6 separate regions of the Homo sapiens genome follow, and regions 1, 2, 3, 5 and 6 are each linked to region 4. Evidence: chromatin loops called from intact Hi-C (ENCODE). Cell type or tissue: HCT116. All regions are shown on one strand. Region 1 overlaps TSPAN5 (tetraspanin 5). Region 2 overlaps METAP1 (methionyl aminopeptidase 1). Region 3 has its middle 64 kb from the start of EIF4E. Region 4 has its middle 190 kb from the start of TSPAN5. Region 5 overlaps TSPAN5 (tetraspanin 5). Region 6 holds the start of LOC102723576 (a long non-coding RNA gene).

Evidence for each region. A loop is a pair of places that touch in the nucleus more often than their neighbours do. Peaks named below come from ENCODE experiments on the same cell type or tissue, not always from the same donor. Only the 100,000 strongest peaks of a DNase experiment are listed, where the experiment ranks them.
Region 1: it touches region 4 in a loop (2.3-fold over the local background); 14 of 110 quality-filtered maps call a loop at or near these places.
Region 2: a loop joins it to region 4, with 9 times the contacts of the local background. A loop is called at or near these places in 49 of 110 quality-filtered maps.
Region 3: it touches region 4 in a loop (2.3-fold over the local background); 11 of 110 quality-filtered maps call a loop at or near these places.
Region 5: it touches region 4 in a loop (4-fold over the local background); 44 of 110 quality-filtered maps call a loop at or near these places.
Region 6: a loop joins it to region 4, with 6 times the contacts of the local background. A loop is called at or near these places in 28 of 110 quality-filtered maps.

The regions. Positions count from the first base shown.
Region 1 is chr4:98,625,025-98,629,024 of GRCh38, reverse strand. The region is part of intron 1 of TSPAN5 (tetraspanin 5); the gene reads left to right. Among named protein-coding and RNA genes, the nearest start is that of TSPAN5, 32 kb to the left of the region's middle. In HCT116, a CTCF peak has its summit at 2,374 (motif pointing right); DNase peaks (open chromatin) are centred at 984, 2,524 and 2,894; H3K4me3 peaks cover 3,425 bases; H3K27ac peaks cover 3,754 bases.
Region 2 is chr4:99,054,441-99,058,440 of GRCh38, reverse strand. METAP1 (methionyl aminopeptidase 1) reads right to left here. Exons shown (of 11, transcript NM_015143.3): 10 at 623-688. Among named protein-coding and RNA genes, the nearest start is that of ADH5, 32 kb to the left of the region's middle. RefSeq lists an enhancer at 3,617-3,686. In HCT116, a CTCF peak has its summit at 2,207 (motif pointing right); a DNase peak (open chromatin) is centred at 2,240; H3K27ac peaks cover 337 bases.
Region 3 is chr4:98,862,966-98,866,965 of GRCh38, reverse strand. No RefSeq gene overlaps it. Among named protein-coding and RNA genes, the nearest start is that of EIF4E, 64 kb to the left of the region's middle. In HCT116, no CTCF peak of the experiment used is centred here; a DNase peak (open chromatin) is centred at 2,255; H3K4me3 peaks cover 418 bases.
Region 4 is chr4:98,465,312-98,469,311 of GRCh38, reverse strand. No RefSeq gene overlaps it. Among named protein-coding and RNA genes, the nearest start is that of TSPAN5, 190 kb to the left of the region's middle. In HCT116, a CTCF peak has its summit at 1,619 (motif pointing left); a DNase peak (open chromatin) is centred at 1,581; H3K4me3 peaks cover 601 bases.
Region 5 is chr4:98,651,643-98,655,642 of GRCh38, reverse strand. All of the region lies in intron 1 of TSPAN5 (tetraspanin 5), which reads left to right. Among named protein-coding and RNA genes, the nearest start is that of TSPAN5, 5.0 kb to the left of the region's middle. RefSeq lists an enhancer at 1,175-2,374. In HCT116, no CTCF peak of the experiment used is centred here; DNase peaks (open chromatin) are centred at 988 and 1,553; H3K4me3 peaks cover 1,660 bases; H3K27ac peaks cover 2,719 bases.
Region 6 is chr4:99,403,655-99,407,654 of GRCh38, reverse strand. LOC102723576 (a long non-coding RNA gene) reads left to right here and starts at 2,275. Exons shown (of 5, transcript XR_939020.3): 1 at 2,275-3,334; 2 at 3,477-3,564. RefSeq lists a silencer at 1,849-2,143, enhancers at 2,695-2,884, 3,858-4,000, 3,770-4,000, 1-4,000 and cis regulatory regions at 3,923-3,936, 3,981-3,992. In HCT116, a CTCF peak has its summit at 1,945; DNase peaks (open chromatin) are centred at 1,974, 2,210 and 2,944.

The DNA of each region.
Region 1 (4,000 bases), 160 kb before region 4:
GTAAATTTATGCTTTGATAAGCTAAGGTACATTCAAAGCATTCCCATTTCCAAAGCAAAGTGTTTTCAGTTAAAGATTATAGATGTTGCCTTTTGCCAGGGATGCTTGTGAGAATGTCATTTAGAGAAATCTTAAAGTAATTTATCCATAATATTAACTTAGCATGCCTTCTCTCTGCAATGTACAATGTATCATAGGACAATGTATGATACAGCTCAGTTTTGATATATCAGCAAGTTGAGTAGTAATTTTTGTTTGTTTGTTTTAGTTGTTTTAAAAGCTGGTGTTGCAGATTCCTATGCTTAGAAGGACCAGGCAGAAAATAAGCCATTAAGGGTGCTGGGAATGCAATAGGGAGTGATGGGGAGTGTGGTAAAGGGGTCAGCAATGCTTCTGCCATGCCTATCAGGGAGCTGGTTTCCATTAGCTGTTGGTTGACCCAGGAATCTGTACCTGTGTTGCCAGATCTAACCATTTTCCAGGAGAGGCTGGAACTTCATATTTAAAAAATGAGAATTTGTCAACTTTAATAATTTGGAAGAAAATTCAAATTAAACCAATACCAGGCAGTGTGGTGTACCCCACATTACAGAGGAAAGTAGGGGACTTGGGAGGTACATGAGTCAATCTATAGATGCTCCTGTTGTCATGTTAAACTTGTGCTTGCTTTCAGTTGCTGTTAACATTTTGGGTCCACTGTATCTAGACATGTCCTTCAAAAGTTGCATGTAAGTTAATTTTTTTTTCTGTATTTAAAAAATGGCCCCACAAACACTAGTCTAGATGTTGAAAAAAACCCTTATACCTTATTATGGAGACTTCTGATGAGTCCTTTTGTACAGTGAACAATCACTTGCTGTATTTACGTTTGTACTTTTGTGTTTAAAATGGGGAATGGTGTTAGATATTGCATACTGCTTGAGTTAAGGAGGTCGTTAACCAGGAATGCTTTGGATTACTCAGATTATTATTGCACTGGTGTTTGTTGTAATGGAATTTGACCTGTCAGGGGAGCTGTAGATGTTTGGATGAGTGTTCAGTCCTTAATACTGTTATCTAAATTCTAGGCATGTTGCCTGTAACTTCCAGTTTCAAAAAATCTATGTCAATCTGTTCTTTTATAACCTAGTGCTGTTGTTTTTTTCCCTCTTGTTTTATATTTAATCATTCTCTTTGGCTCACAACAGCAGTCCAGTCCAAAGATTTACTTTTTCTATTTTCAACCCCATCATTATTTTTGTGTAAAAAGTATGTTTTGAGTTACAGCAATTCATGGAGATCAAGCTTCTACTCTGTAGGGAGAAGAGAGATGTCATTTACTACAGAGTTTATACACACAAATGTTCTGCTGCATGCTGTGTTCCCACTGAAATCCAGGGGGTTTATTTGCATTTATACTTAAAGAAGAATGACCGTATTTGGCTGACTCTAAGCCAAGATGATACAGGCCCAAAGTTTTTCATGGAGGAATGGGGGAGTAAGGGAAATAGGAACATTTGGAAGAAATAGTTGTTGTTTTTCCCTGTTTTATTCAGTGGGCATTTTATTCACAGATCATTTGATGCATTGCATTTACTCGTGTTATTCTGGTTCCTTTTGTGTTTTTTTTTTCCTTTTGAAACAACTTCACACTTACAGGAAAATGGCAAAAATACTAAAATAAGAACTCCTATAAACCTTCACTGATAAAATCCCTTCAGTTTTCTCCAGTTATCCCAGTAACGTCCTTTATAGCAAAAGGATCCGGTTCAGGATCACTCATACCCAGCTGTCATATCTTTCCAGTCTCCTTCATTCTAGAAGCATTCTTCATTCTTCCTTCATCTTTCATGACACTGACACTTTTAATTACAGGCCAGCTGATGTGTAGAATGTCCTTCCTTTTCTTAGGAGATGTTTTCTGTCCTTCCTTGAAAACCCCACTAGTGTTACCTGCCACGAGGAGAGCTAGGCGCTCTGCCCCCTACCCCAAGCTGGTTGCTCTCTCTTACAATGCTTCATTAATCAAGTACCCTTTTTTGGAGCATTGATGATATTCATTCATCCTTTTAGCCAGTAAATATTTTTTGATGTCTATTACGTGCCAAATGGGATACATTTAAGAACAAAGCAGACCAAAAAAAAAAAAAAAAAAAAAACCTGCTCTCATGAAGCTTACATTTTAGTGGAGGGTAACAGATAACCAACAAGAAAAAATAAGTAAAACAGCAAGTACATTAGATCATTAGATAGTGATAAACGCTAAAGAGGATCGAATCAGGCAGGAAAAGGGATGGGCAGGTTCTTGATAAAGTGGCCAGGGAAGGCCTCCCACACTAGTGATTGTGGAGCAGGAACCCCAAGGAAGGGAAGGAACAGGCTGTGGGGCTAGCTGCAGGAAAGCGGTCCCGGCAGAGGGAGCCTGTAGGGGTGAAGGTTCTGCTGCACCAGGTGGGCCAGGGGTGAGGAGGAGGCGGTCTGGTGGCTGGAGCCAAGCAGGAGGGGAGAGGAGAGTGGTAGGAAATGAGTCAGAAAGGCAGAGCAGGGAGATTATTCTAGGCTTGTTGCCACTGAGGGAGATGAGAAACTCTGGGGGAATTTTGAGCAGAGAAGTTACATGATCTGACTTATGCCTTAAAAATCCTTTTGTTGTTTACGGAATAAGCAGGTATGTAGGGATGGGGTCAAGGTTAGAAGCAGAGAGATCAATTTAAGATCAATTATGGGAGGTTATGATAAGCCCTTTGTGTATCTGTTTGTCCTATTAGCACATAAAGGGGACTCAGTGGTCTTCAACCTTTAGAATACATAAGATGTACCTGGGCTGTTCGTGAGTGATGCAGATTTCTTCACTGGGAAACCAGCATGTACCTGGGCTGTTCGTGAGTGATGCAGATTTCTTCACTGGGAAACCAGCATTCATTAGATCTCACCTGTGTTGTCAACAGCCAGCCCCAGGTGATTCTCATGTGGATGGTCCTTGAACAACATGTTGATGTTGATAAATATAGTAACAAGTGAGGAATGAGTGAATAATTGGTTTATGGAAAATCCTTTAGAGATACTTAGTTATGAAGTGTTTCCACTCATTGCTTTATTTCTCATAAACATAGTACTCAACTTAAAAATATGTGGTAGTATAAATTTTCTCTTAAAACTTACCTGGCACAGAAAGATCTAATAAGCAAAGTGATTTTTTTTTTTCCAAGAGAAGATGTGTATTTGATGAAATAAACATACTACTCTGACATACTATTTTCTTGCTTTTAAACGTGGTTTTCAGAAGGAATGAATAAATGCTACTAATAGGGTTCATTCATAAAGAAGCAATTAAATGTATTCAAGAGGAAATTGGTTTCAGGGAGTAGGTCGGATGAAGCCATTTAAAGATAGTAATAGCAAGTGAGTCGTATTTTAGAGTGGACCAGATCTGGCTTGACATTTCATTGCACCAGAGGTTCACAGGAAGGAAGGGGTTTGGCCCTCTGGCCCTGGAAATATGTAAAGGGCAAAACATAACAGACTTTTGTTTTTTCTCTTTGGTGAAGTAACGTCAATCTTGCATGGGTAATCTTGAGTTGAACATGAAAATAAGTCTTACCTTGATTAACTGGGTAAAATCTTGGTCAGTTTCATGGGCTTTGGAACCAAAGTGGCTCCAAATTCTGCTCGGAACTATCAGTGTGACTGGGCAACTCACATCACCTTCATTTCCTTATAAGCGGGAAATAATACCTGCTTCACAAGCTCATTGTAAGGATTGAGAGTTAATCCATTTATGTCTGAGGTTGCAATTTTTTGAATTTTTGCAATCAGACCTTGGCAACCACCTTGAGCAGAAGGGTATAAAAAACTCCCACATGCTTAGCGTTCCAGTAATGGAACACTAGGCATAAATAACTACTGCCCATAGGGCTCTTACAGAATTGTCTGGTGTATTATAAGCACTCAACAATTATTAGCTTTTTCTCCTCCTCCCTTTCCTATTATTGTTGTTGTTATTATCATTATTATGTTTCAG
Region 2 (4,000 bases), 590 kb before region 4:
AGTGTGCTTTCCAAGTGTCCTTGGTGTGCTTTCCCCACAATAGCTATATGATGCCACGTGATGACATGAGTACAGACCATGAAGGGTCAGAACAGCTCATGAGCTGAGTCTGACAAATTCTGCCAAGTAACAAGCTAAGTTACAGGCAAGCTACCCACCCTCTTCAAGGACCAGTTTCCTAGTTTCTATAATGGGGTAACACCTACCTTATAAATTGTGAAGAATTAAATCATATAATCATGTCTGCCTCGAACTGGGTGGCTCGTCAATGCTCTGCTCTGTTCCCTCCTCTTCCCTCTCCTACATCAAGCAAGAACGTCCGCACAGACTTGACCTGGGCACCTCATTATTACAATGCACCCTTTGACATGATCTTTATGAAAAGGGACCAGAATTCAAGCATTTCAGCATCTCCTGACAGAAGACTACCACGCAGAACCCATGCCGTTCTTGCCAACCCTCACAATTTTCAGTTCTTCACGATACTGAATCAAGTTTGAGGTGGGACAGGGAGTGAGTAGGAAGCAAAAAGCAAGCAGGTAGAAAAGACCACTGACATGATGAATTACCTAAAATACATATAAATTCAATTGAAAAATATCATGGCATCCTTTTTTCTCACCTTCACAAATCATTGGCTCAATTGTAAATACATGGCCCGACTTCATCACTCCAACTGCTTTATTTTCTGAAATCAAAGAAAAAAATCTCAAAAGGTAGCAAAACCAACAGTGTACTGTTGAACAGCTAACTAGAAAGAGTACATAACTCAAATTCCCATCAGTGATTGTTAAATTAATTACCCTGATTCCCTTTCTTAAAGTTCAACAAACAGGTATTATACTGGCAGCCATCTAATATGGTGCACGTATTGTCCTAGGCACATTTCAATTACGCTTATGTGTTCTCTAGGAAAACAGAGGTATTTGTAGGCTGTATTTCAGAGATGAGTATCACTTCTATAAAAAGAAAAGTGGCAAATAAAGAATAAAAGAAAAGTGCCTTGATTTCTATTACCTCATGATTAGAATTGCAATCACAGAACCAAGAGTTCCACTACTCATCCGGGTAGAGAAGCTCAAAGGAGAATGACAGATGTTTCAGATTATGCCAGAAATTTCCCACCGCTTTGGGGGGTAAGCATGTGTTTGCACACAGGTGCACAGCCCATAGAAACTACATGATTTTCATAATGTTTCATAAGCTGTTGTGTTTTTCTCATCTTCAAAGAAGAACAAAATCTATGCACATTAACCTACTTTTTAAAAAATAAGCTGGGTGCGGTGGCTCATGCCTATAATCCCAGCACTTTGGGAAGCCGAGGCAGGTGGATCACCTGAGGCAGGTCAGGAGTTTGAGACCAGCCTGGCCAACATGGCGGAACCTGTCTCTACTAAAAATACAAAAATTAGCCAGGTGTGGTGGCGTGCACCTGAAATCCTAGCTACTCAAGAGGCTGAAGCAGGGAATCACTGGAACCCAGAAGACAGAAGTTGAAGTGAGCTGAGATCAATTGCGCCACTGCACTCCAGCCTGGGCGATTGAGCAAGACTCTCTCAAAAATAAAAACAAGGCCGGGCGCAGTGGCTCACACCTGTAATCTCAGCACTTTGAGAGGCCGAGGTTGGTGGATCACGAGGTCAGGAGATCGAGACCATCCTGGCCAACATGGTGAAACCCTGTCTCTACTAAAAATACAAAAAATTAGCTGGGCGTGGTGGCGGGGGCCTGTAGTCCCAGCTACCGGGAGGCTGAGGCAGGAGAATGGCATGAACCCGGGAGGCTGAGCTTGCAGTGAGCCGAGATTGTGCCATGCACTCCAGCCTGGGCGACAGAGCAAGACTCCGTCTCAAAAACAAACAAACAAACAAGCAAACAAAAAAAACAAAAAACAAAACAAAAAACAAACAACTAAGGAGACCATTATTTTTTAATTCAAAGCAAAAAAGCAAACTCCATTTCTCTCTCCAAGTACTTTTTAGCTTCTTTGTCCAAGTTCACTAATGTAAGTTTTTTTCAGGATCATCATGAGCAATACAACAATAAATTACAGTGACCAGACCTGCCATACCCCTCAAAAATGCCAAAAATGTTAAAACTAGGAATAGGCTTTTTTAGACAAAAATGGAGAACTAATTTAAATTCCAAGTTAAACAAAACCTAATAAGGGTATCAGCTAAGTGAATGACTGCAATGCCCAACCTGACCACCAGATGGCTAATACATCAGCTTTTCAGGGTTCCTCTGCGAGGTTGTTCTGATCTGCAACTTTGTTATGAATGGCAAATTTGCCCGCCCTTTGAGGCTGACTCAACTAAACTCTCCTCTTTCCAGGAATGGTCTAACCTCCCCTACACGTTTATATTCCTGCATAACTTTCCAGATGAATAGCTATCGTGCTGCTTTCCACTATCTTAGGTATTGCCAAAATACACTTACTGCAGATTTCAAATCTGGAGCTTCTAAACTGTTATAAAATCCTAAGGTCATTTGAAAAAAGGAAGAAAAGAAAAACAAACATTTGACTTTTAATTTCTAAATTCATAAACTTTCAAAATGACATGCTTAATACATATACAGAATTGGTCTGTATTTCCTTGGAGAAACCAAAAAGAAAACGTCAAGAATGTCAGTGTGGTGTCACAGAAAGTAAAAAGGATGAAAGACTCTTGAACTCTGCCGTCCAGAACAGCAGCATTGGCCATGTATAGCTAGAAAGTACTTGAAAAGTGACCAATCAGAACTGAGGCTATCAGTGCAAAAGCCCTTTGGATTTCAAAGACTAAAACAACATGTAACATATCTCTCAATAATTTTTACACTGATTAAAGTTTCAGTTTCCCAACATACCTCACTCAACAAATACACATTATCTGAGTGACTATACTATCGCAGACACTCTTAGGTACTTTTTAAAAAATTTGTACCTGATCTATAGTCTCTCACAGAATGACTGTAATATGCAGGCATGCCTTGTTTTATTGCATTTCACTATATTATGCTTCACAGATACTGCTTCCTTCTTTCTTTTCTCTTTTTTTTTTTTTTTTGAGATGGACTCTTGCTCTGTTGTCCAGGCTGGAGTGCAGTGGCACGATCTCGGCTCACTGCAACCTCCACCTTCCAGGTTCAAGTGATCCTCCCACCTCAGGCTCCTGAGTAGCTGGGGACTACAGTTGCATGCACCATGGCCGGCTAATTTTTGTATTTTTAGTAGAAGCGTGGTTTCACCATTTTGGCCAGGCTGGTCTAGAACTCCTGACCTCAAATGATCCGCCTGCTTCAGCCTCCCAAGGTGCTGGAATTACAGGTATGAGCCACCACATCTGACCAGATGCTTTTTTTTTTAAAAATAAATTGAAGATTTGTGGCAACCCTGCTCTGAGCAAGTCTAACAATGTCATTTTTCCAACAGTGCATGTTCACTTCATGTCTCTGTGTCACAATTTGGTAATTTTCACAATCTTTCAAACATGTTCATTATTATCACACCAGTTATAGTGATCTGTGATCAATGGTCTTTGATGTTAAAATTTTAATTGTTTTGGAGCACCACAAACTGTGCCCATGTAAAGACGGCAAACAAATGTTTGTGTGTGTTCTGAAGGCTCCATCAGCCTGCCCCACTTCTCTCTCCCTCTCCTCAGGCCTCCCTATTCCCTGAAACACAATACTGAAATTAGGCCACTTAATAGCCCTAGAATGGCCTCTAAGTGTTTAACTGAAAGGAAGAGTCACATGTCTCTCACTTTGAATCAAAAGCTAGAAATGATTAAACTTAATGAGAAAGGCATGTCAATAGCCTAGATAGGCCAAAAGCTAGGTCTCTTGTTCCAAAGAGTTAGCCACATTGTGAATGCAGAGGGAAAGTTCTTGAAGGAAATTGAAAGCGCTACTTCACTGAACCCACAAATGCAAGAAAGTAAAACAGTCTTACTGCTGTTATGGAGGAAGTTTGAATGGTCTGGATAGATCACACAACCGACAACATTCCCTTAAG
Region 3 (4,000 bases), 400 kb before region 4:
CCTCCACCTCCTGGGTTCAAGTGATTCTCCTGCCTCAGCCTCTCGAGTAGCTGGAATTACAGGCACCCACCACCACGCCTGGCTAATTTTTGTATTTTTAGTAATGATGGGGTTTCTCCATGTTGGTCAGGCTGGTCTTGAACTCCTGACCTCAGGTGATCCACCTGCCTCAGCCTCCCGAAGTGCTGGGATTACAGGTGTGAGCCACTGTGCCTGGCAAGAATACCATTATTTCCAAGACTATCCTTCACCCAGATTCATTAAATGTTAGCATTTTACTACCTTTACTTTATTCTTTTTTAAAACTTTTTATAGAGATGGGATCTCATTATGTTGCTCAGGCTGTTCTCAAACTTCTGTCCTCAAGCGACTCCAACCTTGGTCTCCCAACGTGCTGAGATTACAGGCATAAGCCACGACATTCAGCCTATTCTTTCTACCTAAATTTTTTTCCGAACCATTTGAGAATAAGCTGACATGATACTCCTTTAGCCGCAAATATTTCAGTGTGTATTTCCTAAAATCTTTGTTTCCTAAAACCAAGAACATTTTTTATTTTTTAATCTTAAGACCGAGTCTCTCTCTGTCGCCAGGCTGGAGTGCAGTGGCACGATCTCGGTTCACTGCAATCTCTGCCTCTCGGGTTCAAGCGATTCTCCTGCCTTGGCCTCCTGAGAAGCTGGGACTACAGGCGTGTGCCATCACACCCAGCTAATTTTTGTATTTTTAGTCGAGACAGGGTTTCACCATGTTGGCCAGGATGGTCTTGATCACCTGACCTCGTGATCCACCCCCCTCGGCCTCCCAAAGTCCTGGGATTACAGGCGTGAGCCACCGCGCCCAGCTTTCAAGAACATTTTTTTTGCATAACCATAGTATAATGATCAAAATCAGGAAATTAGCATTAATACACTCAAGCATTTTATAGGCCTTATTCAGATTTTACCATCTGTCCAATACGCCTCCTACTCTTTCTTGTTTTGTTTTGTTTTTCGCTTGTCAGTTGGATTTCAGTTGCATAGCCTGATGAAAATAACCATTTTATTCTTTTTAACTATAAATTTTTCATATTTTCTGGGGGAGTATTTTCTATCTGCTGGTCAGTTTTGCTGCTTTTTCGTTTTATTTCTATTATTATTTTTCACAGAGACAGGGTCTATGTTGCCCAAGCTGGTCTTGAACTCTTGGACTCAAGTGACCTTTCTGCCTCAGCCTCCTGAAGCGCTGGGATTACAAGTGTGAGCCACTGTGCGTGGCTTATTTTATTTCTGATATTATCTTTGATGTGCCATTTTAAAAAAGGTATTTAGTGAGGCCAGGAGTGGTGGCTCATGCCTGTAATCCCAGCACTTTGGGTGGCTGAAGGGGGCAAATCACCTGAGGTCGGGAGTTCAAGACCAGGCTGACCAACACGGAGAAACCCTGTCTCTACTAAAAATACAAAATTAGCCAGGCGTGGTGGCACATACCTGTAATCCCAGCTACTTGGGAGGCTGAGGCAGGAGAATCACTTGAACCTGGGAGGTGGAGGTTGCGGTGAGCCATTGCACTCCAGCGTGGGGAACAAGAGTGAAACTCTGTCTCAAAAAAAAAAAAAAAAAAAAATTAGTGAATTGCAGTTTGAGTGTACTTTTCTGGTATTTCTCACATTTTTGGTTGCCAGGCCTCCTTGGTACCATCTAAGTTTTGTATGCCCCGCTGCCTGTATCAGTCCTGCTCACTTCCATTTTTGCACTGCTTATAGCAAAGAAGGATATACATTTTAGGGTGCACGTGTATTTTGCTGGTGCTCTCTGAGATTTGCCACCAGTGGGCTGTCTCTATTCTGTCTGTACAATGTCAGGTGCTTTCGCACTACTTACCTATGTTTTGGCGTCCATATTATACTTTTTCTGTGTTTCATTGAGAAAGGTCATAGGGTCTCCCCTACCAGATATTCTTGTTGTTTTCGTCCAGGTGCTGTTATATATAAAGTTTCGGTGCCGCAAAATAAATAGCACTCGAATATAAAATTTTCCTTTTTAATTCTTAGCAAGGCAAGGCACTTCTATAGAAGGGTGAGCCCTTACAGATGGAGCAATGGTGAGTGCACACTTGCACAAGGGAGGGGAAGGGGTGCTTATCCCTGACACACGTGGCGCCTTCTGCTGTGTCTTTCCCTTATGGGCTAGGGTTAGACCGCACAGGATAAACTAATTCCGATTAGCTAATTTAAAGAGAGTGAGGGGGTGAGTGGTTGGCGGGAAAAAAGGTTATGACAGAGCAGGTTATTGGAATGAGTCAGGGTGGAGTAGGTAATCAGAATGAGTCAGGGCGGAGCAGGTAATAGAAAAACGTTGCTTTAGGAGGAAGTTAAGTTTAAAAGTAGAAGGTAAAGAATTGAACATACTGACATTGATTCTTTGAAAAGATATTTAGAACTTATATCTAACAGTTCTAAAAGGAGAAAGTAAAAGATGCTGATTTGCACAGCTATTTCACATCAGAAGTCCTTATTCCTCTTCACTGTTACTTCCTTATGATTTTGGGAAGGAAGGGAGACAAATTTATCCTCTGTCTATTATTTTCAATTGGAGGCCAGAGTTTGGTCATTTTTAACTTTTCAGATCATCCTTATTTACTGTACAAGATTAATTTATCTTTATTGTTATAACATATATCTTTGATTATAGTCATCTTTTTAGTTTTTAATTTTTATTTATTAATTTTTTCACTTTTAATTTTTTTTAAAATAAAATAGAGACAGTTTTGTTATGTTGCCCAGGGCTGGTCTTGACCTCAAGCGATCCTCTCGCCTCAGCCTCCCAACGTGATGGGATTACAGGTATGAGCAACCCCACCCTGCATTTTTAGTCTTTTAAATGCTTGATTGCTACTTCTTTTTCAGTGTTTTGCTTTAAACTACTTTCTTTGCTTTTGTATTTCTAAAATATGCAAATTTTGTATTTGACTTGTATAGTGGATGTTTTAAGTCTCCAAAATCATTCTTTAATCTGTGTTCTTCAACTGCCAGTGTCAACCGTGACATGACATGTAAGATTTTTATTTAGCTCCTCTTATTTAAAAAAATTCAACTTTTATACTTCTCAGTCTTTTTTAAATGCCCAATTATTTTAAATACTTTTAAAAACATCATCTCTTTTCTCACTGAATAGGAACTTTTGACTATTTGTACCATGGGTTTTTTTTTAATTTTTTTTTAAAATGTTTGAGGCAAGGTTTCACTCTTGTTGCCCAGTCTGGAGTGCAATGGTGCAATTTTGGCTCACTGCAACCTCCACCTCCTGGGTTCAAGCAATTCTCCTGCCTCAGCCTCCCAAGTAGCTGGGATTACTGGCATGTGCCACCACGCCTGGCTAACTTTTATATATTTTTTAGTGGAGACAGGGTTTCTCCATGTTGGTCAGGCTGGTCTCGAACTCCTGACCTCAGGTGATCTACTCACCTTCGCCTCCCAAAGTGCTGGGATTACAGGCATGAGCCACCACACCCAGCCTTGTACCATGTTTTATAATCACGTTTACAGCATTTAAGTTTATCTCTAATTTATCTTATTTATTGCCTGACTCTAATGTCATTTTTTAAAATAATGAAATCAGCTGTATTATTTTGATTTCATTATTTTAAAATAATGAAACTATGTGTAATAATAAAATAAAATTATTGTTTTGGGCTGACTCTATAAAGGATATTTGCTCACTAAAGATCCAAACAATTTATAAAAGTATAGGATTAAATGAAACTTACCTGCAATTTCCTTCCATCTCCCTGATCCAAGATAAGTACTGTTAATATTTTGGTGGTAATTTTTTTTTAACGTTTTTATTGAGAAAGGATCTTGCTCTGTCAGTCACCCAGGCTGGAGTGCAGTGGTGCAATCTTGGCTCACTGCAGCCTCAACCTCCAGGGCTCAAGTGATCCTCCCACCTCAGCCTCCCAGGTAGCTGGGGCTACAGGCCTGCATCACCAGTCCCAGGTAATTTTTGTATGTATATATATT
Region 4 (4,000 bases):
TATTAAATTTCTCTTTATTTCTGTTGTTGGGCTGGTTACCACTAACATCATTGCTCCTATAATTTAAAAATATACAGTTTTTAAATGTGAACTCAGGAATTTAAAAATATTTTGCATCATGAAGTACTTAAAGAAGTGCATTTCCTTTGTTCTTCCTCTTCCTTCTCCCAGGGAGTAATAAACCTGGACTTTTCTTTCAGCCTTCTTCCTGCCACAGGTCCCAGTTGTCCTTTCCTCAAGGGGATCCTCAAAGTGTCTCTTGGAGGTTTCTTGTGCAAAGTGATCATTCATTTCCCCGTGTTTGTGTGGGCAGGAATGGAGTGATTTTGCAGTTTCGTCTGTTTCCGGCTGGCTTGGACAGGCGCCCTGGGAAGCCTGTGGGCTGAACAATGAGGAGCTGGAGCCCAGTGACCTGGCAGGCCACCCCAACTCCCTTTGTCATTTATTCCACGAAGCCCTCCTTCTCTAGGGAAATCCTGTTTAGACCTCCAATGAAGAACTGGGAAGCCCTCTATAAACGCTGGCCAGCAGGGTTTCATGGCCAGAGCTCTCTCCAGTGAGGCCATGGGGCTGCTTCTAGGTGCTGCCCAATTCCAGAGTGAGAAGCCTAGTCTTTGAGGAGGAAAATGCAGCATTTGCCTGAAAAATACATTAACATTGGCTTTATCATGATGACACAATAAAATCCATAGAAAATCTACACATGATAACAGACAAGGCAGTCAGATGGGGGTGGGGGGGTGGGTGGGGGCAGGGAGCACGGCGGAGAAGCCAAACTCTGAACTTGGAGCAAAGCCATCCTTACACTCACCCGAGCCTTTTTGTTTGGAGGGGTTTGCCACAAAGAGTTTATAAAATTACAGTTTTAGGCCAGACAAGGTGGCTGGCTCACACCTGTAATCCCAGCACTTTGGGAGGCCAAAACAGGATGATTGCTTGAGGACAGGAATTCAAGATTAGCCTGGGCAACATAGCAAGACCCCGTGTCTTAAAAAAATGAAAAAAAAAATTTTTTTTAATTAGCTGGACCTGGCGTCATGCACCTGTACTCCCAGCGACTCTGGAGGCTGGGGCAGGAGGACAGCTTGAGCCCAGGAGTGAAGTATGATCGCACCACTGCACTCCATCCTGGTTGGCAGAGGAAGACCCTGTCTCTAACTTAATAAAATTACAGTTTTTAGGACTTCTTGAGGGATTAAGTACAGCTTGCTTTGGCGTTTTCATGCTGAGTGGTTCTCTTGTAAACTTGCCGCTGGTGAGAGGAGGCTGATTTAGTCCCTTCCTGTTATCCATTAGCCGGGGCTAAACCTCTGGGGACCCGCACTGGCCATTGTGATTTATTTTTCCACTTCTAGGAATTCCCAAGTAAAGTAAATCTAAGGGAAGAGCAGGCGAGTTCACGGGCTTTCACTGTAAATATGCCCCGAAAGGAAAGCAGTAGCAGGCTTCCCACGCTCTTGCCCCATACCGAACGCACGCTTGCATTCTCCGTGGGGGAAAGCTACTTTTCAGATACGGAGCGGACCTTCAGGTGCTGTGTCAGCTCTTGCATTTGCAGAGCAACTCGTTTGAACGGGAACGTTTTAATGGCCTGCCCTCTAGTGTCGACTGCGTAAAACCACTCCGGACTGGAGTTGGAATAGTTCAGGGATAAAAACACTGTATGTTCAGAGGCGCTTGTGCTTTGGAGAAACTTGAAGGTACACAGCTTATGTTGCCTGCTTAGGGCGGGTAGGTGTTTTATTTCCTTTACACGCTCCTGAAAATGGCAAGGCTTGTTTTGGAAAGATGAGAGAACAGGACGTTTTGCTCCCATCACCATCTATCCTGCTTGGGATCTTGCTGCTGGGAGTTTATCGCGGCAGGATGGAGCTGGGCCTTGTCCTCCCACCAGTTTTCAAATGTGGTTTCTAGACGACGATGGTGACTGCCTAAAGCTGCTCATCTTCCAGGCAGAGGCACTGTCCTAAAGGTGTCCTCAATGGGGCTGGGAGGACAATGCTCTGCACCCTCCCTCCCAGGGAACACCACCCTCCATTGGAACTTCAGAGGTTTTTGTGACAAAAGGCCCCAGGACCCTGGTTTGCACTTCAATTCCTCTTCAAAATGAGCAACTCTCCAGAAACAAGGAATAGAACATCTTTATATTTCTTCTAAAACCACCAGTGTGTTACTTCTACACACTGTACTTAGAAATACACACATATATGCATACATACCACCAGTGTGAATCACCTGGATTTTGCTTTGGTCTTGTCAGAAGCGTTTGAACCAGAACAACTCCATTGTGAATAGGACCTGGGTAAAATGAGGCTGAAACCTACTGGGCTATGTTCCCAGATGGCTAGGCATTCTAAGTCACAGGATAAGATAGAAGGTTGGCACAAGACACAGGTCATAGACACCTTGCTGATAAAACAGGTTGCAGTAAAGAAGCCCACAAAAACCAAGATGGCGATGAGAGTGACCTCTGGTCGTCCTCACTGTTACACTCCCACCAACGCCATGACAGTTTACAAATGCCATGGCAATGTCAGGAAGTTACCCTACATGGTCTAGAAAGGCGAGACATGACTAATCCACCCCTCGTTTAGCACATCATCAAAAAATGACCATAAAAATGGGCAATTGGCAACCCTGAGAACTCCTCTGTCTATGGAGTAGCCATTCTTTTATTCCTTTTTTTTGTTAATAAATTTGCTTTCACTTTATAGACTCACCCTGAGGATGGCTTGAGCCCAGGAGTTTGAGACCAGCCTGGGCAACATAGTGAGACCGTCTCCCTACAAAAAATTTTTCTAATTGGTGGACATGGTGACACAAGCCTATAATTCCAGCTATGTTGGAGGCTGAGGTGGGAGGATTGCTTGAGCCTAGGAGATGGAGGCTGCAGTGAGCCATGATTGCACTGCTGCATTCCAGCCTGAGCAACAGAGCAAGATCCTGACTCAAACAAAAAAAATACGTAAAAAAGAAAACAATCAGCTGGGTGTGGTGGCTCACACCTGTAATCCCAGCACTTTGGGAGGCCTAGGCAGGCAGATCATGAGGTCAGGAGATCAAGACCATCCTGGTAACACAGTGAAACCCCGTCTCTACTAAAAATACAAAAAATTAGCCGGGTGTGGTGGCGGGCACCTGTAGTCCCAGCTACTCTGGAGGCTGAGGCAGGAGAATGGTGTGAACCCAGGAGGGAGAGCTTGCAGTGAGCCAAGATCACGCCACTGCACTCTAGCCTGGGAGACAGACTGAGACTCCAACTCAAAAAAACAAAAAAAGAAAACAATCAACATTTTGTGGGACATTTTAAACATAGAGAATGATTTATTATGATTAAGTCATAGTCTGCATTCTGTATTTATTTGAAGTAAATTATCTTAAATTCAAGTTGTTAGAGTGACTCAAGTTTTATAAAGAAAATAGCCATATTTCCACACTTGTGCTGTCTTTAGTCTTGTTACTTTGCAACTGAATCAGGCCCACTAGTTCTCTGGCTACCTGTTGCAGGCTGGGTACTAGGGGTGAATATATCATCTATCCCTTGAAATAACAGGTCACATTTATTGACTAGAAGTTTACTGTGTTCCAGGCAGGTGTTATAAGCACGCTGCATAAGTTCCTGAGGAAATGTAAACTGATGGAGGGGAAAACCCCACATGTGGAAAATTTCCAATTCATCAAGAGCTAAACTGACATCTCTCAAAATGGTGCCTGGTTGAGATACAGGAAGAACACAGGGGTTAATGGAAGATGGTCTCAAGAAGGAAGAGAGGTTTGGTCTGGGCCCCTGGGGAATGTGGAAGGGGCCATAATAAAGCCTATGCTGCTGGGGAGGTTGGGAAGGGCCCAGAACCTCCAGACGAAAGAGTGGGGAAAAGCTCAGATAAGCAGCAAGGTCCAGTATAGAGAGTCTTGGAATTGTGGCCCAGTACTTGGCATATACCAGGCACTTGAAAGTTTGCTGAATGACAGCAGTGGTAATTGAGGTGATCAGTAACTA
Region 5 (4,000 bases), 190 kb before region 4:
CAATTATGAAGAAGAGATTGCCAACAGCATGGTTTCCTAATTTTCATTTTCACACTGAACTGCTAGACTACATTTGACATACACTGGTGACATTCAAAGGTATAGTTCTGGTAAAATAAAATTGAACATATGGTGGCACCAGCACTGAGAGCTTGGTTCTTTTCCTGATCAGCAGTTTGGCTCTTCATCAGTTAACTGCCTGGGCCTCAGTTTCTCAGCTGTTAAATTGAAGGAGGTGGATGAGTTATAACGTTCTTTCTAGTTCTTACACAGAATGAGTTTCTTGAGTTCCAATATGCTGGAGAAGAAAAATAGAAGAGTTTGGCCACTAATTTATAACAGAAGTAGTATATACCAGGACACGTGATAAATTATAGACATTTTCTGTTAGGGAGACTTGTCTGAAGACTAGTTTTATTACTTTCATTTCTTCCTCAAAGATCCTTTCATAAAAAACAAACAAACAAAAAACAAAAAACAAAAACAAAAAAAAACCAAGGCTGGGCGCGGTGGCTCACGCCTGCGATCCCAGCACTTTGGGAGGCTGAGGTGGACGGATCACAAGTTCAGGAAATCAAGACCATCCTGGCCAACATGGTGAAACTCTGTCCCTACTGAAATACAAAAAACTAGCCAGGTGTGTTGGCGGGTGCCTGTAGTCCCAGCTACTCGGGAGGCTGAGGCAGGGGAATCACTTGAACCCGGGAGGTGGAGATTGCAGTGAGGCAAGATCACACCACTGTACTCCAGCCTGGCAACAGAGCAAGACTCCGTCTCAAAAAAAACAAAACAAAGCAAAACAAAAAACCTTTCACTAATTTCTTCTTGGCTTGTTCAGTTCCTGGTATAGTGTCCGTGCTTCTCTCTCCCCACTGTGAATCTCAAATGTAGTCCTGTGAGTCATTAAATATATTTTTATTATTAGAATTACAGCTTCATGTATAAAATCTGAATCCTTTTATATAACAGTTGTAATGACATTCTGAGTAACAAAGTCAACATCTTGTACAGATTCCTTTCTCATTAGTTATCACAGGCTGGTGGGGGAAAACTTGTTTCCTCTGTTATATATTGGAACAATTCAAGACAGAAGGGAATTGATTTTATTGAGGGTGTCACCGTACTGGGACATTTCTCAGAAAACCCTGAGACTGCTTTGGGTTTGGGGGAGGGAGAAGAAAGAGGATTTTGTTTTAAAGTCATTTCTTTGGGGTACCGAACACCACATCCCATCACTCATCATTAATAGATGTTTTGCCCTTTTGGATTCTGGCTTTTAACTGTTTTGGATTCTGGATACTTAACTGTTCCCAGGCAAGTAAATTGATCTCAATATTCTGGTTATTTATTGCTACATAACCTCCAAGCTTAGTTGTTTAAAACACAGTTGTTTATTATTATAGTTCACAGTTCTGTGATTTGGCCAGGCTCATCTGGACAGTTCTCACTTGGGGTCTCATACAGTTGTGGTGAGATGTAGTTGGAGTTGGACTTACCGGAAGGCCCTCTGGGCAGGATGCCTGAGATGGTATACTCATATGACTGGAAGCTGATGCTTGCTGGGAGCTTAGCCAGAGTTGTCACTGGAGCACCTACCTACACGTGGCTTCTTCCTGTCTCTAAGTCTTAAAGAAGCTTCCAGCCAGTTAAGGTTCCACTTAGAACTGGCAGTGCCACTTTTATCTATTCCATTGGTTAGAGCACTCATGCAGACTGCTGAATTTCAAAGGGTGAAGAATTAGAAGCCACCTTTTGATGGAGAAGTGTCAAGGTCACATTGCAGAAAGTCATGTAGGTTGTGGCCATCTTTGAAAAATATAGTCTACTGTATTAAGGCACTGAGCCTTAATTTCTTGTTTATAAAGGAAAGATAACATTAATGGTGTTGTAGTTTTAAAGATTCAGTGAGATAATGTTTTATTCGGCATAATATCTCAATATTTAACAAATAGTGAATATCATTACTGTTGTTGTCTCCAGATTTTATACTGGTTCCATACAGGGCTATAGAACTTCTAGAATGCCTTAGTCTAGTACTTTGGCATCATTACTACTAGGTAATGATAATACCCTTAAGATCTGCCAAGAAGATGAGGCAAATGGATTCAATAGATTTTATAGTGACTTGTTAGGAAAGAACTCAATGGAAACGGTGGAATGATTTGGGAGAACCAAGTCATTTTTCTGTTTTCTTTGCTACAAAGGATTAGAAAAGCCTCAGTTACTTGAGGCCAACTTTCTCTTTTGATATGCTTTCAGATATTACCTTGTGTCTTTAAGTGCAAGTTTATCCAGGGTTGATGGCAGGATCTTGCCTCTAATTTGCTTCCACAGGGCTTAATTCAGAGAGGAGGGAGACTCAGGAAACCTTGGGGCGGTGGGGGAGGGGGGGCATCAAGTAGGAAGCTTTATCTTATGATTCACTATAAATTGCAAGATGTTCTGGAATGATGATACATCAGCAGTTTATAAGTCATAATTTTTGTTTTAATTTGCTAGACATCTGTTAGCTTCGATGGCAACCATATGGGAATCTAAATTGCGTTTTGAATTACAGGGAGATGGTAGGAAGAAAGCTAAATATGGTTATGAAAGTGTCATATGGGAAAAGTGTAAGAAAGGTATAAAGTGGGGAAAGTAATTGAATATAGGCTTGCTTAGTGTGGCCACTCCCTCTGTGGGGCAGTATGAAGGCGCAGAAGCATTCTCACTTGATATACTCCGCAGATTGAAATGAAGCCAAGTGGGGAGAAGTTGGAAAACCAAATCATGTTTCAACCACCATAAACTTGCCAAAATGTTGCACTCATTTAGATGGGTCACTTTGTTTTAATGTCCACAGTAATAGGTAGTCCCTGGCAAAAGGTGAAAGCAATCTGCATTTTTAACAGAACTTTTCACTAATGATGTTTTTCTTGTAAGCACCCCAAAGAGTCTTCCAAGAATATTATATCTTTGTGACAGATGAAGAAATTGGAGTACAGAGATGTGGAGTAACTTTTGAGGTGTTGAAGAGCATGTCAAGGTTCAGTTTCAGAGTGTTAAGTCTCTTCCGTAATGATAGCCCCAGCTTTTTGGGTGGAGACTTATTTTAGAAGATGCTTGTTATTCTAAAATAAAACATCAAGTAAGTCATTTACATCTGTTCATAATCGAAAAGTGATAAAGTTTTTGCATATGCCACAATTAACACCACCCACAAGCACAAAAAAGTTAGGATGAAAATGTTCTTCAAGAATATGGTGGAATAATTGTAGCCTATTGAAAATTCATAAATGAAAATTGGAGTATTGTAGACAGCATTCTTGAATCACATGTTTGTTTCTGTGTGTAATACTGATGACTGTCTTAAAATTTCTAACTTCCAAATAAATCATACTCCACTGGATTATAAGGGCTTCAAGTGTGGGGGCTGTCTCACTTTCATAAGCCCAGTGTCTTGCGCATTGTCTGAAACACAGTAGATGTTTTGATAAACGTTTGGGCCAGGCTTGGGGGCTTACACCTGTAATCCCAACACTTTAGGAGGCTGAGGCTGGAGGATGGCTTGTGCCCAAGAGTTTGAGACCAGCCTGGGTAACATAGTGAGACCCTATCTCTACAAAAAAAAATTAAAAATTAAAAATTAGCTGGGTGTGGTGATGCGTGCCTGTAGTCCCAGCCACTTGGGAGGCTGAGGTGGGAGGATCACTTGAGCCTGGGAGGTTGAGGCTGCAACTGCACTCCAGGGTGACAGAACAAGACCCTGTCTCAAAAAAAAAAAAAAAAAAAAAAAAAAGTATGTTGAAGGAAAGAATTACAAAATCATCAGAAAGTACGTAGGAATCATCTCCTCTAACTTCCTAGTCAGTGAAGCATTCTCCATTGTATCGTGCCTACCTTTCTAAGCATGGATCTGTTTTTGGACCACTTTAATTGTAGAGTTTCATCTGTTCAAACTAGATGTTATCTGTCTCCCCATCATTTCCATCCTCCTAATTTACTGTTCATTTAAAATTTT
Region 6 (4,000 bases), 940 kb before region 4:
GCAGCATCACACTCATTCTCCACTGATATGGTTAGGCTTTGTGTCCCCACCCAAATCTCATCTTGAATTATAATTCCCATAATCCCCATAATCCCTATATGTCAAGGGACAGACCAGGTGGAGGTAACTGAATCATGGGGACAGTTTCCCCATGCTGTTCTCGTGATAGTGAGTGAGTTCTCATGAGATCTGATGGTTTCATAAAGGGCTCTTCCTTCTTTGCTCTTCTCCTTCCTGCTGCCTTGTGAAGAAGGTGCCTTGTTTCCACTTTGCCTTCTGCCATGATTGTAAGTTTCCAAAGCCGTGCTGAACTGTGAGTCAGTTGAATCTCTTTCCTTTATAAATTACCCATCCTTGGGCAGTTCTTTATAGCAGTGTGAGAATGAACTAATACATCCACATTCTCTCACTTCAAGCCTTAGAGCAGGATACCTCACGGTCCCAGCATGGACAGGATGTGTAGAATGTAGAGGAGATGCTCTGTTCATTGTGACCAGCTCTGCTTGAGCCCCAGCAGATTCTTGTTCATGTAGGAGAGAGGGGAATAGACCACCACCTGAAAAGGATGGAGGTAATGCCAAACACCTAGGCGTAGGTTTTATCTCTGCCCTCCTTCTTTCCATCAGAGCAGGAACTCTTTCTTATTCCTCCGTTTTCTTTAAGAAGAAGGATACTTATCTTTCATTGGCTTGTTTCTCTCTTAAAATCAAGGCAGAGGATTCAGGGTCTAATTACCATGGATTTACCTCCATTATCATTCATTGGAGACAAGCTCGGTTCTAAGCTTAGTTCTACTTTGGGAATTACGATATTCTTCTGGTGAGATTTACTGAGTTTCAAAATGTTTACTCAGTACTCACCAAAAACATGGTCTTTGTGACTTAATTTTTCATTTTTCTTTAGAAAATCACCAATACTTAAAGAGAAATTTTGCTATCTTCTTGTCTTTCTTCAGGATAATTACAAAGAGAACTTCAAGAAATTTCACATACCTTGCCTCTTGTCTTACTCCCTTCAGATATAGCTTTCCCACTGTCCCCAGACTGTAATATCCAAAAGGCAAATCTGACCATGCCACTTCTGCTTAATAAATATTCAGGGGCTTTACTTTGCCTCCAAGATTATTAATAGGCATCAAGGGCCCCTCGAGATGGGTTCCCATTGCTCCCTGCACTACCCAACATTCTCAGACAACATTAAAATGCTGCGCACACCATGCAGGGTTTTATTTTCTTTCTTGCTTTCTGTCTTGCTACTCCTCCTCCTTGAATATTCTCTCATCCTTCCCCTTTGTCTTGGCAAATTCCTGCTCATTTTTTAGGGTTTAGTTTTATCTTCACTCCTCCAGAATATCTCCTCTGATCTCAATGTGTCTGCTGTCTCTTTGTAACCTGGTATAAGTCTCTTTTCGTGTATCATGTTATCATTTAATTTTCTGTTTATGTGTTTGTTCTTTCACAGGTCTATTCATCTAACTCCAGCCGCTGGCAGAGAAGCTAACAAGAATAGAGATCCACCAGTGTTTCTTTTCTTTTCTTTCCTTTTTTTTTTTTTTTTTTTTGAGGTTCTCCATACTCGATTTTTAAAAAATAATTTTTCTCTTTCTTTTTCTTTTTCCTTTTTTTAATTTCAATAGATTTGTGGGAAACAGGTGGTGTTTGGTTACACGAATAAGTTCTTTAGTGGTGAGTTCTGAGATCTTGGAGCACCCATCACTTGAGCGGTGTACACTGTACCACCCTTCTCCCACCCTTTCCCCTGAGTCCCCAAAGTTCACTGTACCATTGTTATGCTTTTGCGTCCTCATTTGCGTTCCCACTTATGAGTGAGAACATACAGTGTTTGGTTTTCCATTCCTGAGTTACTTCACTTAGAATAATGGTCTCTAATTCCATCCAGTTTGGGCCTTTCAGGATTGGTTTCCTCTGCAGTACTTATGAGGGCAGGAAGGTGGCAGCATTTAGCTATCAGTGAGTTCATGCTGACGCTAGGAAGAGAAACAGAAATAACCACTCCTATCTTGGGACATTTTTCCAACTGCCTTGATTGCTTCTCTTTTCCAGCAGAACTGAGAAAATAAGGCCACAGTTGAGAATTTTGTGCTTGATGGAGACATCAAACCCAGAAATGCTGGACTGGCTGAGCAACTTGAGTAAAGCTCATCCTCCCACTTTTGTCATGCAGGCCCTGGGAACTGCTTTAGGAATGAGAAAAATGGACATAAAATGATCTGATCAGTATGTAAATTATTATCTTGCTTACAGTTTCATATACTAAGGGAATTATTGGGGGAGATTGCTTATATCTTCAATGTGACTTCAAGTCTATCTTTTTATACTTTATTTGCATTTATTAGTGTTTAATCCCACAGAATGATCCCATTCTCCTATTTTAAGTGTTCTAATTCCCGCACACAATTCCTCTACCTATAGGTTCTAAATTTATAATTGTAGGTTGAAAGAATGGTTTTGTTCATTCAACCCTAAGCATTCAGTGGTTGCTACATTCTTCATGTTACATTTTCTCAGTTCCTTATGTTGGTTAACGTCTTACTGATTAGGCTGAGAACTAGAATTTCCATCACAGTAGTACTCATGCTGAGTAGTCACTGCTTATTGATTTGTCTGGTGGAAAACCTGAAGGTAGGACCTGTATCAGTCAGGGTCTTAGCAGGGAACCCCTGTTTAATCAAGTTAGGGCTTAATGGGAGATAATTTTCTTTCCAGAGGTACAGGCAGGGTTAATCACTCCAATAAGGGATGTTGAAGTATCCAGGGTTTCGCTACAGTGGGAAGCTATTATTGCCCCTAGGCCTGAAGGTCGATGACAAGGAAGTTACTAGAATCTGGCAAGTGATGGAGTGGAGCTATAGCCAAGGGGCTGCCTGAGAGGAGCAGTGGCCAAATGTGATTGAGAATTGCTGGTGAAATGATTCACCAACCACAGGAAGAGGCTGACCATCATAGACCACATTTCAATGACTTATGTTTCATTAATGAGTCATCATCAATTTCTCTTTCATTTTGATAGCCCCCTCTTAGGATTCAGGTTTTGAGGTAACTCTTCTACTAGACAACATTTTAAAGTAGTAACTATTTTTCTCATTGCTATTAACCAAGCCACACATTAATGCCGAGCTTCTGTTAAGTAAAAAATAACTAGGGATACCAGACTGAGTTTTTCAGCCCAGTCAGAAGAAAAGCAATTTGACATACTGTTACCCTTTGCAGTCTTAGCAAGAGAAAGACAATGCGCTTGTTTATTGTCTAAATTAGCACTTTGCCCCTGATACTCCTCAAAGCTGAAAGACCCTCTAAGATCAAGAACTGATGAAGTAAGTCTTCAGATTTGATAAACTGGTGTTCTATAGGGAAATTAAAGCCAATGTGAAATTTGCAGTTGACTTTTGTGATGACTACCTTCCCCTTTTAAATTCTGAGTGTATTATGCATTTAAATATAAATTGGTCTTTTCAGGGCTATAGAAAAATGTGCTGCTCAAAAGGAGATTTCCATCTCGAAAAGGCAAATTACTGGGAAAAATGAATCTGTTTTCTCTGCCAAGGTAAGCTACTAATTTATGAAACACGCTGGGGACTTGAAGCAGGATATTCGGCACCACACCTTCTGATCACACCCACTCTTTGTTGAGTAGCTGGATTCTGTTTTCTCATTTAACACATGGTTTCTTTCCCTAAAAATGAGAATGAAAAATCTTGCTCTTTGAGAAACAAAGTTGGAACTTTGTGTATTTTTTATGGCATTATTTTGAGTATGAGTTTTGAGGTAACTATTTTCAGATTCCAGGAAGCTATGAGGCCATATCTAGTTTCAGAGTTGCATTGCTGTTACAGGCTCAGCATTAGGTAACATATTTTGTTTTCAGTCTGTTTCAGCTCCAGTATTGACTGGTTTCTCTCTCTTGAACTTTGCATCCACAATTCAGTTTAGGGAGAGTCAAGAACATAAGTGTTTTAATCATTAACCATTAACTTTTAAAG